Linked DNA regions of Homo sapiens: region 2 is linked to region 1. A link is a contact called in ENCODE Hi-C or POLR2A ChIA-PET data. All regions are on one chromosome and are shown on one strand. Each heading gives the region's core, a stretch centred on a gene start or an enhancer-like site at or near the end of the contact. The rest is flanking DNA. Distances are from core to core; before and after follow the strand shown.

What was found. Hi-C counts contacts between places; a loop is a spot of excess contacts on that map. ChIA-PET counts read pairs that join two places held with the same protein, here RNA polymerase II (POLR2A). Pooled maps may share reads with other maps.
Region 2: a loop to region 1 is called in a map with no recorded cell type, with 6 times the contacts of the local background. The contact joins two enhancer-like sites. A Hi-C loop is called at or near these places in 7 of 37 single-sample maps with no recorded cell type and 4 of 50 pooled maps. POLR2A ChIA-PET finds 5 or more read pairs at or near these places in 10 of 52 experiments (AG04450, B cell, CD4-positive, alpha-beta T cell and 7 more).

Annotation. Positions count from the first base shown.
Region 1 is chr14:63,703,712-63,709,493 of GRCh38, reverse strand. The region is part of intron 1 of SGPP1 (sphingosine-1-phosphate phosphatase 1); the gene reads left to right. Among named protein-coding and RNA genes, the nearest start is that of SGPP1, 21 kb to the left of the region's middle. RefSeq lists an enhancer at 3,718-3,847. Within about 2 kb of position 3,798, at least 2 of the 41 ENCODE cell types and tissues checked have a DNase peak (open chromatin) inside an H3K27ac peak, as active enhancers do; they include B cell and GM12878, where a contact is called at or near this core.
Region 2 is chr14:63,741,987-63,747,741 of GRCh38, reverse strand. No RefSeq gene overlaps it. Among named protein-coding and RNA genes, the nearest start is that of SGPP1, 17 kb to the right of the region's middle. RefSeq lists an enhancer at 1,231-1,660. Within about 2 kb of position 1,586, at least 4 of the 41 ENCODE cell types and tissues checked have a DNase peak (open chromatin) inside an H3K27ac peak, as active enhancers do; they include B cell and GM12878, where a contact is called at or near this core.

The DNA.
Region 1 (5,782 bases), core at 2,549-5,048:
TGGAAAAGGAATTAGAATAGGTCACTAGAGTATAATACTGAATGTTACTTAGCATCCATAGGTCTGTTCTTTAACTGTAAAGAGAGAGGGATAGAATTAATGGTTTTTTTTTTTTTTTTGAGACAGAGACTCCCTCTTGTTGCCCAGGCTGGAGTGCAATGGCATAGTTTCAGCTCACTGCAACCTCTGCCGCCTGGGTTCAAGCGATTCTCCTGCCTCAGCCTCCCGAGTAGCTGGGATTACAGGCCCCCACCACCACACCCGGCTAATTTTGTGTTTCTAGTAGAGACGGAGTTTCACTATGTTGGCCAAGCTCGTCACGAACTCCTGACCTCAGGTGATCCACCCACCTTGGCCTCCCAAAGTACTGGGATTATAGGTGTGACCCACCACGCCCAGCCAGAATTAGTATCTTTAAGCTCTCTTCTACCTCTAATTAGATGAAATTTTTATTTAGCCTTCATTCTAAGAAAAACTTAAAATATATTTGAGTGATATTCTACTTGATCCTAAGGATAAAAGAAATTAAACAACACACTTTGAACAACTTTATATATGAAGGGCAGCATAGTGTAGTAGTTAAGAGCTCAGACTCAGGAATCAGACTTCCTGTGCTTGAATCACAGATCCATAACCTGATAGCTGGTTGACTTAGGGCAAAAATTTGACCCTGCTGTGCCGCAGTTTCATCTATAAAATGAGGTGAATTAGAATAGCTACGCCATATGGTTGTTCTGATGATTACATGGGTTAATATTTGTAAAAGCTCTTAGAATAGCACCTGGTATGTAGTAAATTGTATGTCAAATAAAAATTACTAACCTCTCAGTAAATAATAAATTCATATTTATTTCTCCTAATGTCTGCCTAGAATTGAATTTTGGCTTAAAAAAGTCTAGCCAAATTAACGGTCAGAAATAAAGGATTGCTGGCTGGGCACAGTGGCTCATGCCTGTAATCCCAGCACTTTGAGAGGCCGAGGCTAGCAGATCATCTGAGGTTAGGAGTTCGAGACAAGCCTGGCCAATATGGCAAAACCCCATCTCTACTAAAAATACAAAAAAAAAAAAAATAGCTGGGCATGGTGGTGGGCACCTGTAATCCCAGCTACTTGGGAGGCTGAGGCAGGAGAATCATTTGAACCCAGGAGGCGGAGGTTGCAGTAAACCGAGATGGGGCATTGCACTCCAGCCTGGGAGACAAGAGGGAAACTCCATCTCAAAAAAAAAAAAAAAAAAAAAAGGATTGCTGCTATAGCCAGTGAGTACCAAGAAAAAAAGAAAGATTGGGTTAGGTAGGAATAGAAAAGAAGTGGAGAGAGTGGAGGACGATACCACAAATATGTATCAGAAACAAGAGAAAGGTCAGTTAGATTGCTGTGACTGAGGAATGGGGGAAGAGATAGTCCCCCTAGTTCTGACTTTTTATAAAATAGAAACTAAGCTCTTACAGAATTGCTAAATTTACTAATGTGGGAAAGACAGAATTTGAGTTTGCCATTGTAATGCGTTTTGCATTTTGAAAATTATTGTACTTAATGAGCCTACCACACTCACTTTTTCCTGAGTGCCGAGGCAGCTATACAACTATTGTCACCACAGACTAGATTTGTTCTCAACCCTGGAGGTTTGAATAGGGATTTAAAAAAAAAATCTGCACAGAATCCACACAAGACACTGGAGAAGTTTTCTGGAGCCTCGAAGCAGATGAGGGTGGATTATCCAAGACATAAAAAAATACTTAATAAGGGCTTGGTGCAGTGGCTCATGCCTGTAATCCCAGCACTTTGGGAGGCCGAGATAGGTGGATCACATGAGGTTGGCAGTTCAAGACCAGCCTGACCAGCAGGAGAATTGCTTGAACCCGGGAGGCGGAGGTTGCGGTGAGCCGAGATCGCGCCATTGCACTCCAGCCTGGGCAACAAGAGAGAAACTCCATCTCAAAAAAAAAAAAAAAAATCAGTAGATAATGAAGAAGTACTAATGACTTGGAAACTGCCTGGACGTCTATATTTATTGGTTTCTGGAGAGGCAATCAGGAATTTCTTCCTCATGATCTGGAATGCTGGGGCCTGCCTGTAGCTCTGACGTGTTACAAGCTATAACATGTAGCCCTACTCTTTCTTCACAGATTCTTTCCTTAATAGGAACTGGAACACAGATCCTGTTTTTTTAACGTAAGATTATATCGACTAGTATGGTAGCAAATAGCACTTCCCTTACTGTGGTTTTTGATATAAAATATATTTTTAATTATAATGTGTATATGGTGAGTTCAGTTGCTAAACTGATTCTTTGTAACTTAAGAGTTCAAAAGAGAAACAGTAATAACACTGACATTAGATGCAAATAGGTCAAAACCGTAGATTGAGAATGTTTTAAATTATATTTTTCTCATTTAATGTGTACATTAAATGATTATATATGGGTCAGTTTTTTTTTTTTTTTTTTTTTGGGACAGAGTCTCACTCTGTCTCCCAGGCTGGAGTGCAGTGGCATGATCTCACTCATTGCAACCTCTGCCTCCATGTTCAAGTGATTCTCCCACCTCAGCCTCCCGAGTAGCTAGGACTACAGGCGCATGCTACCAGGCCCAGCTAATTTTTGTATTTTTAGTAGAGACAAGGTTTCGCCACATTAGCCAGGCTGGTCTCAAACTCCTGACCTGAGGTGATCCACCCATCTCATCCTCCCAAAGTGCTGGGATTCTGTTTCTTAAGTTTACTGAAAAGGATTTTCAGATTGCAATTTATTATGGTGGATTTCACAGTTGCTCTTAGAACTAAGGGTTAACACAGCCCATGTTTGAGGCCAGGAACTGAATGATACTATGGCGTTTGACACATGTTTTCATGAATATAATATGGTAAGGCTGGTGGCTGAAGGCTTATGTTTACTTTGTTCAACAAGTATTAATTGACTGCGCACTATGTGCCAGACACATATTATAGTAATACAGGCAGGAGAGAATTGCTGGTGGCTTACAGCAGGTAATAATGGTAGAGGTAGAAGTGGTCACATTCTGGATATGTTTATTTTTGGTTTATTTTTTTTTAACTTGGGGTAAAACTTACATAAAATTAATAATTTTGAAGTGAATAATTCAGCTCTAGTACATTCACAATGTCGTACAACCGTTGTTTCTATCTAGTTCCAAAACACTTTTATCACCCCAAAAGGGAACCCTCTTCCCATTAAGCATTTGGCTCCCCGTTTCTCTCTCCCCCTGACTTCTGGCAACCATCCATGTTGTGGCTGTATAGGTTTACCTATTTTGGATATTTCATATAAATGAAATTGTATAATATGTGACCTTGGGTGTCTGGCTTCATTCACTTAACATAATGTTTTTTAAGTTCATCCATGTTGTAGCATGCATCAGTACTTCATTCCTTTTGTGTTGACTACTATTCCATTGTTTGTATATACCACAAATAATTTACCCATTCATCTGTTGATGAACACTTGGGCTATGCCCGCCTTTTGGTTATTGTGAATAGTACTGGTATGAACATATGTATAAATGTATTTGAGTACTGGTTTTCATTTCTTTGGGGGATATAGTTAAAATTGGAAATGTGTGGGTCGTATGGTAATTCTGTGTTTAACTTTTTGAGGAACTGCTAAACTGCTTTTCATAGCAGCTGCTTCATTTTACATCCCAACAGCAATGTATAAAGCTTCCAATTTCCCCACATACTCACCAATACTTGTTACTTTCCTGTCTTTTTTCTTTCTGTTAATTATTATAGCTATCCTAGTGGAGTATGAAGTTGTACCTCACTGTGATTTTGATTTTCATTTTTCATTTTCATTTCCCATTTTTTGAGACAGGGTTTCACTTTGTCACCCAGGCTAGAACGCAATGGCATGATCTTGGCTCGTGGGAACCTTTACCTCCCAGGCTCAAGTGATCCACCTACCTCAGCCTCCCAAGTACCTGGGACCACAAGTGCATGTCACCATGCCTGGCTAATTTTTGTATTTTTGTTAGAGATGGGGTTTCGCCTTGTTGCCCAGGCTCATCTCAAACTCCTGGGCTCAAGCAATCTGCCCACCTCGGCCCCCCAAAGTGCTGGGATTACAAGTGTGAGCCACCATGCCAGGCGAGCATATTTTCATGTGCTTTTTGGCCATTTGTATATCTTCTTTGGAGAAATGTCTATTCAGGTCCTTTGCCCATTTTTCAATTGTGTTGTCTTTTTGTTTTTGAGTTGTAAGAGTTCTTTACAAATTCTGCATACTAGATCCTTATTAAATATATCATTTGCAAATACTTTCTCCCATTTAGTAAACTGTCTTTTCACTTTCTTGATAATTTCCTTTGATGTACATGAGTGTTTTGTTTTGTTTTTTTGTTTTTTTTTAAAGACAGAGTCTCGCCCTGTCACCCACGCAGGAGTGCAATGGCACGATCTCGGCTCACTGCAACCCCCACCTCCCGGGTTCAAGCGAGTCTCCCACCTCAGCCTCCCAAGTAGCTGGGACTACAGGCACACATCACCATGCCTGACTAATTTTTTGTATTTTTCATAGAGACAGGGTCTCACCATGTTGGCCAGGCTGGTCTCAAATTCCTGACCTCAAGTGATCTTCCTGCCTAGGCTTCCCAAAGTGCTGAGATTACAGGCCTGAGCCGCCACACCCGGCCAATTTGTAAATTTTGATGAAATTCCAGTTTACCTATGTTTTTCTTTTGTTACACATGCTTTTGGTGTCATAGTTAAGAATCTGTTGCCTAATCCAGAGTCATAAAGATTTATCCCTGTGTTTTCTTTTAAAAATTTTTTTAAAGATTTTCTTTCTTTATTGAGACAGGGTCTTACTGTGTTGTCCAGGCTGGTCTTGAACACCTGGGCTCAAGCGATCCTTCTGCCTTGGCCTCCCAAAGTGCTAGAATTACAGGTGTGAGTCACTACACCCGGCCCCTATGATTTCTTCTAAAAGTTTTTAGCTGCTATATTTAAGTTGTTGACCCATTTTGAGTGTATATATGGTATGAGATAGGAGTCCAACTTCATCATTTTGCATGTAGGTATTCAGACGTCCTAGCACTATTTGTTAAAGAGACTATTCTTTACCTATTTAATGGTCTTGGCATTCTTATTGAAAATCAGTTAACCATACGTATATGGGTTTAGTTTGGGGCCCACGATTCTATTTCACTGGTCTATATGTCTGACCTTATGTCAGTACCACACTGTTTTGAATACTGTAGTAAATTTTGAAATTGGAAAATATGAGTCCTTCCACATTGTTCTTCTTTTTTAGTATTGTTTTGGCTCTTCAGGACCTTTTGCAATTCCATATAAATTTGAGGATCAGCTTTTCAGTATCTGCAAAAATGCAATTAGAACTTTGACAGAAGGGCTGGGCATGGTGGCTTAGGCCTGTAATTCCAGTGCTTTGGGAGGCTAAAATGGGAGGATCACTTGAGCCCAGGAGTTGGAGACCAGCCTGGGCAACATAGCGAGACCCCCATCTCTATAAAACATTAAAAAATTAGCAGGGTATGGTGGTGCACACCTGTAGTCCCAGCTACATGGGAGGCTGCATTGGGAGGATCACATGAGTCCAGGAGTTGGAGGCTATGGTGAACTATGATTGAACCACTGCTAGATTGCACTCCAGCCTGGGTGATAAAGCGAGACCCCACTCCCCACCTGCCGCCAAAAAAAAAAAAAAAAAAAAAAACTTAAATAGGGATTACATTGACTATAGATCATTTTAGATAATAGTGCCATTTTAACATATTAAGTTTTAATGTATTAAGTCTTCTAATC
Region 2 (5,755 bases), core at 337-2,836, 40 kb before region 1:
GTGCCAGACACAGGCTGTCCAAATCTCCATTCCTCTCCTCACAAATAACTAGCTGAAATGTTTTGTCCTCACTGTATCAACAGAAACAAAAAGTGTTTATTTCAGCCTGGCCAACATGGTGAACCCCCCCGTCTCTCCTAAAAATACAAAAATTAGCCAGGCATGATGGCACGCCTGTAATCTCAGCTACTCTGGAGGCTGAGACAGGAGAATCACTTGAACCTGGGAGGTGGAGGCTGCAGTGAGCCAAGATTGTGCCACTGCACTCCAGCATGAGCAACATTGCAAGACTCCGGCTCAAAAAAAAAAAAAAAAAAAAAAAAGGTTTTTTAACCACACTTTGGTTAAGGTTCTTTTTTTCCTTCCCCCAGGACCCTGACCAGCAGAAAGCCACTCCTTAAAGGCACTCGCTGAGGATAGGAGGCCTTCAGGGTAAAGCATTATCTGACCTACTCTCCCATCAGTCCACCCTTTATCCCACCTTCCCATACCTGGTTCTTTCTAGCCTAGTTCTTTCTCTAAAAGAAAAACCCTTTTTGCCTAACTTTTGAAAACTTACCTGTCTTAAGGTCACATGTTTCTATTGCAATGCTGTTGGCCCTTTGTATCCGCGAGTTCTGCATTCGGGGATTGAACCAAACACGGATCAGAAATGTTTAAAAAATACAAAATAACAATGCAGCGATAAAAATAATGCAAATTTAAAAACCAAGCCCGGGTGCAGTGGCTCACATCTGTAATCCCAGCCCTTTGGGAGACTGAGGTGGGCAGATCACCTGAGGTCAGGAGTTTGAGACCAGCCTGGCCAACATGGTGAAACCCCGTCTCTAACTAAAAATACAAAAAAATTAGCTGGGTGTGGTGGCACGCCTGTAATCCCAGCTACTCAGGAGGCTGAGGCAGGAGAATCACTTGAACCCAGGAGGTGGAGGTTGCAGTGAGCCAAGACCATGCCACTGCCCTCCAGCCTGGGCAAAAAAGCAAGACTCCATCTCAAAAACAAATAAACAAGCAAACAAACAAAAAACTAACAGCTATTTTCATAGCATTTCCATTGTATTCGGCATTATAGTAAACGAGCAATGGTTTAAAGTACATGAGGATGTGTGTAAGTTATATGTGAATACTACACCATTTTATATCACAGACTTCAGCATCTGCAGCTTTTAGTGTGAAACCAACTTTTTCAAAACTATGACAGTAAGAGAAATCTGACATAGTCGACTCAATCTTGCTTCTGACACCAAGGTCGCCTCCTGGACATGGGCCAAGCTAACTTCGAGAAGAATTTGGTTTATACTTTAACTTGAAAGCAAGGACAGTAGTAATCCTTCCCCTAAAACTAACGCCCTCCTTGCTCAGGGACCAAAACCTACCTTTGTAAGACTAATGAAAGGCCACAAGAATAGGATCATGGGAGGGGCTTGAACTCTGCTATGCTTGAACTCTGCTAAAATGTAGGCGTAGTTTCCAACCCCCTGCTGCTCAGGAGTCACGTGGCCAGAGGTCACAAGATTTGTGACTTCCCCAATTGCTCCTATAGATAACATCACTACTGTAGAACCTCAGATTGGTTTTATTTTTAGATGTTTTTCAGACGGACCCCACCTGTACTTGTGACTCATGACTCAACTGCTCCTGTGGCCCTATCCAGAGGTGGACTCAGTGCATGAGGACAGTGTTCCTTACACCTATGATTTCATCCACAACAAGTCAGCAGCACCCATTCCCTAGCCCCCACTGCCCACCAAATTGTCCATAAAAACCACAGCCTCTGAGCCTTCTGAGAGACTGACTGATTTGAGTGGTAACTCCAGTTTTTTCCCATATGGGTCAGCCTTGTGTCAATTATATTCTTTCTCTACTGCACTGCTGCAGTCTCAGTGAATTGATTTTGTCTGTGCAGTGGGCGATTACAAGGTATGAGGGCAGTTGGGAGGGGGTACTGGAACCAATCCCCCATGGATACTGAGGGAGGACTGCAGCAGTCCTCTCCCCACCATAATAATTCTGTTGGATTTGGTTTTTAGTTGGCATAGTCTATCTTTGTATGTAGAATTCTAAAAATTGATTTTATATTATTTTATTCTAACAGGAGATATTTTCTGAATACCCTACCTCTGCCTCTCCTATCCCTTGCCACTCCTCTTGTTCAGGACCTTAATAACCTCATCTTTCCCCATTACATTACTATCTAGATTCCTCAGCTCCCATCTTAGTTAATTTCTCCTTCCTTCCTCCCTTCCTCCCTCCCTCCTTCCTTCCTTCCTTCCTCTCTCTTTCTTTCTTTCTCTCTTTTTCTTTCTCTCTCTCTTCTCTCTCCTCTCTCTCTTCTCTTTCTTTCTTTTTTTTTCTTGTTGCTCAGGCTACAGTGCAATGGTGCGATCTCGGCTCACTGCAACCTTCACCTACTGAGTTCAAGCAATTCTCCTGCCTCAGCCTCCCAAGTAGCTGAGATTACAGACGTCTGCCACCACGCCTGGCTAATTTTTGTATTTTTAGTAGAGATGGGGTTTCACCATATTGGCCAGGCTGGTCTGGAACTCCTAACCTCAGGTGATCCTCCCTCCTCGGCCTCCCAAAGTGTTGGGATTACAGGGGTGAGCCACCGCACCTGGCCTAATTTTTCTTATTACTAGCAAATTAGTCTTCCTAAAGATTACTATTCCAATCCCAGCATTCTTTTGTCCTCTTTTTGTTCCTTTTTGTAGCTCTCTGTTGCCAAAGAATAAAGTACAATTTTGTAGCATCGATTTTAAATTTTTCCACAGTGAGGTTTAACCTCATCTCTTCATTCTCTAATGAACACTTTCAGCTGTTTTAAAAACCTACAAACCTACCTAGCTATTTCTAGTCTCACCATTGTTACCCTAATTAACAGAGGCTCTCTAAACAAAAATTATATTTATTTGGGAATAGGACATTGCAATGTGCCATAGTAAATGATGCATATTCAAGGAGGTAAAGGAAGACAAACTTTTTGTTTGTTTGTTTGTTTTGTTTTGTTTTTAACACAGCTGTGCTTGGAAAAGGTTTTTGTTCTTAATTTTTTAAATTTATTTTATTTTGAGATGGGGTGCCACTCTGTCACCCAGGCTGGAGCGTAGTGGTGTGATCTCGCCTCCCTGCAACCTCTGCCTCCTGAGCTCAAGCAATTCTCCCATCTCAGCCTCTTGAGTAACTGAGACCACAGATGCTCACCACCATGTCTGGCTAATTTTTTTGTATTTTGGTAGAGATGGGGTTTCACCATGTTGCCCAGACTGGTCTCGAACTCCTGAGCTCAAGCCATCCATTTGCCTCGGCTCCGCAAAATGCTGGGATTACAGGCATGAGCCATCATGCCTGGCTGTTTTGTTTTGATTTATTTTATTTTGAGACAGAGTCTCACTCTGTCGCCCAGGCTGGAGTGCAATGGCATAATCTCAGCTCACTGCAACCTCTGTCTCCTGGGTTCAAGTGATTCTCCTGCCTCAGCCTCTTAAGTAGCTGGGATCACAGGCATGTGCCACTATACCCGGCTAATTTTTGTATTTTTAGTAGAGATGGGGTTTTGCCCTGTTGGCCAGGCTAAGCCACCGCGCCTGGCCTGTTTTGTTTTTTAAGACAAGTGATCCCATAATGATTCTAACGACTTCAACACTATGTTCGCTCATTCTCCTTTTCTGTGTCTTGAATGGTTTGCTTCCAAAATTTCCCCCTCTGGGCCAGGCACCGTAGCTCATGCCTTTAATCCCAGCACTTTGGGAGGTGGAGGCGGGTAGTTTGCTTGAGATCAGGAGTTCGAGACCAGCCTGGCCAACATGGTGAAACCCCGTTTCTACTGAAATACAAAAATTAGCTGGGCTTGGTGGTGAGTGCCTGTAATCTCAGCTAACAGGGAGGCTGAGGCAAGATAATTGCTTGAACCCAGGAGGCGAAGGTTGCAGTGAGCCGAGATCGTGCCACTGCATTCCAGCCTCGGCGACAGAGTGAGACTCTGTCTCAAAAAACAACAACAACAATAAAAACACCCCAAATTTACCCCTTTGAATTTCTATTCAACACAAATGCTATTTCTTCCCTGTTTGGGAAATAATCTCTTTGATTATTCTATTATTATTCTGATACTGTGGCTGTACTTCCATTAAAGCTTTTTTCTTTCTCTCTCTCTTTTTTTTTTTTTTCTTTTTTTGAGACAGGGTCTCACTATGTTGTTCAGGCTGGTCTCAAACTCCTGGGCTCAAGCGATCCTCCCACCTCAGCCTCCCAAAATGCTGGAATTACAGGCATGAGCCACTGCACCTGGCCCATTCCCTTAAAGTTTTAACACAATTGTTTTTCATTACAGTATGCCGTATGTATTTTTAATCTGCCCTTCTGATTATGAGCTTCTTGAGGGCAAGACAGTGTCTTATTCCTCTCTGTGTCTTCTCTAGCCCTTACCCTAACACCTTGCATTTGGTAAGCATTCAATATTTGTTCTTTTTTTTTTTTTTTTTTTTTTTGAGACGGAGTCTCTCTGTCACCCAGGCTGGAGTGCAGTGGTGCAATCTCGGCTCACTGCAAGCTCTGCCTCCCCGGTTCACGCCATTCTCCTGCCTCAGCCTCCCAAGTAGCTGGGACTATAGGCACCCGCCACCATGCCCGGCTAATTTTTTTTGTATTTTTAGTAGAGATGGGGTTTCACCGTGTTAGCCAGGATGGTCTTGATCTCTTGACCTTGTGATCCGCCCTCCTCAGCCTCCCAAAGTGCTGGGATTACAGGTGTGAGTCACCACGCCCGGCCAATATTTGTTCTTTTCATTAAAATGAATGGAAAACAATTTCCTTTTTGGCCTCACATAACATTTTGTGTAACATATGTCATATGTTTATTATATCTAAACTAAATATAATGTGATAGTTCAGGACTCAGAAGTCAGTTGAATGTTGTTTGCTGTAAGGCAGAAGATGGAATTTCCTAAAATAATGGTTACAAGTGAATAGAAAATATCGAACAGGTACTCTTAAGAGTTCTCGGGAGTTGGCCAAGCTTGGTGACTCATGCCTGCAATCCCAGCACTTTGGGAGGCCAAGGTGGGTGTATCACTTGAACCCAAGGGTTTGAGACCAGCCTGGGCAGCATAGTGAGACCCTGTCTATTTTTATAAAATTATAAGGGCCAGGCGTGGTGGCTTACGCCTATAATCCCAGCACTTTGGGAGGCCAAGGCGGGTGTATCACTTGAACCCAAGGGTTTGAGACCAGCCTGGGCAGCATAGTGAGACCCTGTCTATTTTTATAAAATTATAAGGGCGAGGCGTGGTGGCTCACGCCTATAATCCCAGCACTTTGGGAGGCCAAGGCGGGTGGACCACGAGGTCAAGAGATTGAGACCATCCTGCCTAACATGGTAAAACCCTGTCTCTACTAAAAATACAAAAAAGTAGCCAGGCGTGATGGGGTGTGCCTGTAGTCCCAGCTACTCAGGAGGCTGAGGCAGGAGAATCCCTTGAACCCGGAAGGCGGAGGAGGCAGTGAGCTGAGATCGTGCCACTGCACTCCAGCCTGGGTGACAGAGCGAGACTCCATCTCAAAAAAAAAAAAAAAAGAAAGAAATACATAATATAATTTAACAATATAAATATAAAATATATATAAATTATAAGTTATAAATATAAAATATATATATTTTTTAAAGAAAGAGTTCTTGGGAGTCAACACAGCATACTACATATGAGTGTGGACTCTAGTTTCTGAGTTCTGGCTCTACTAGCTACTAGATGACCTTGAA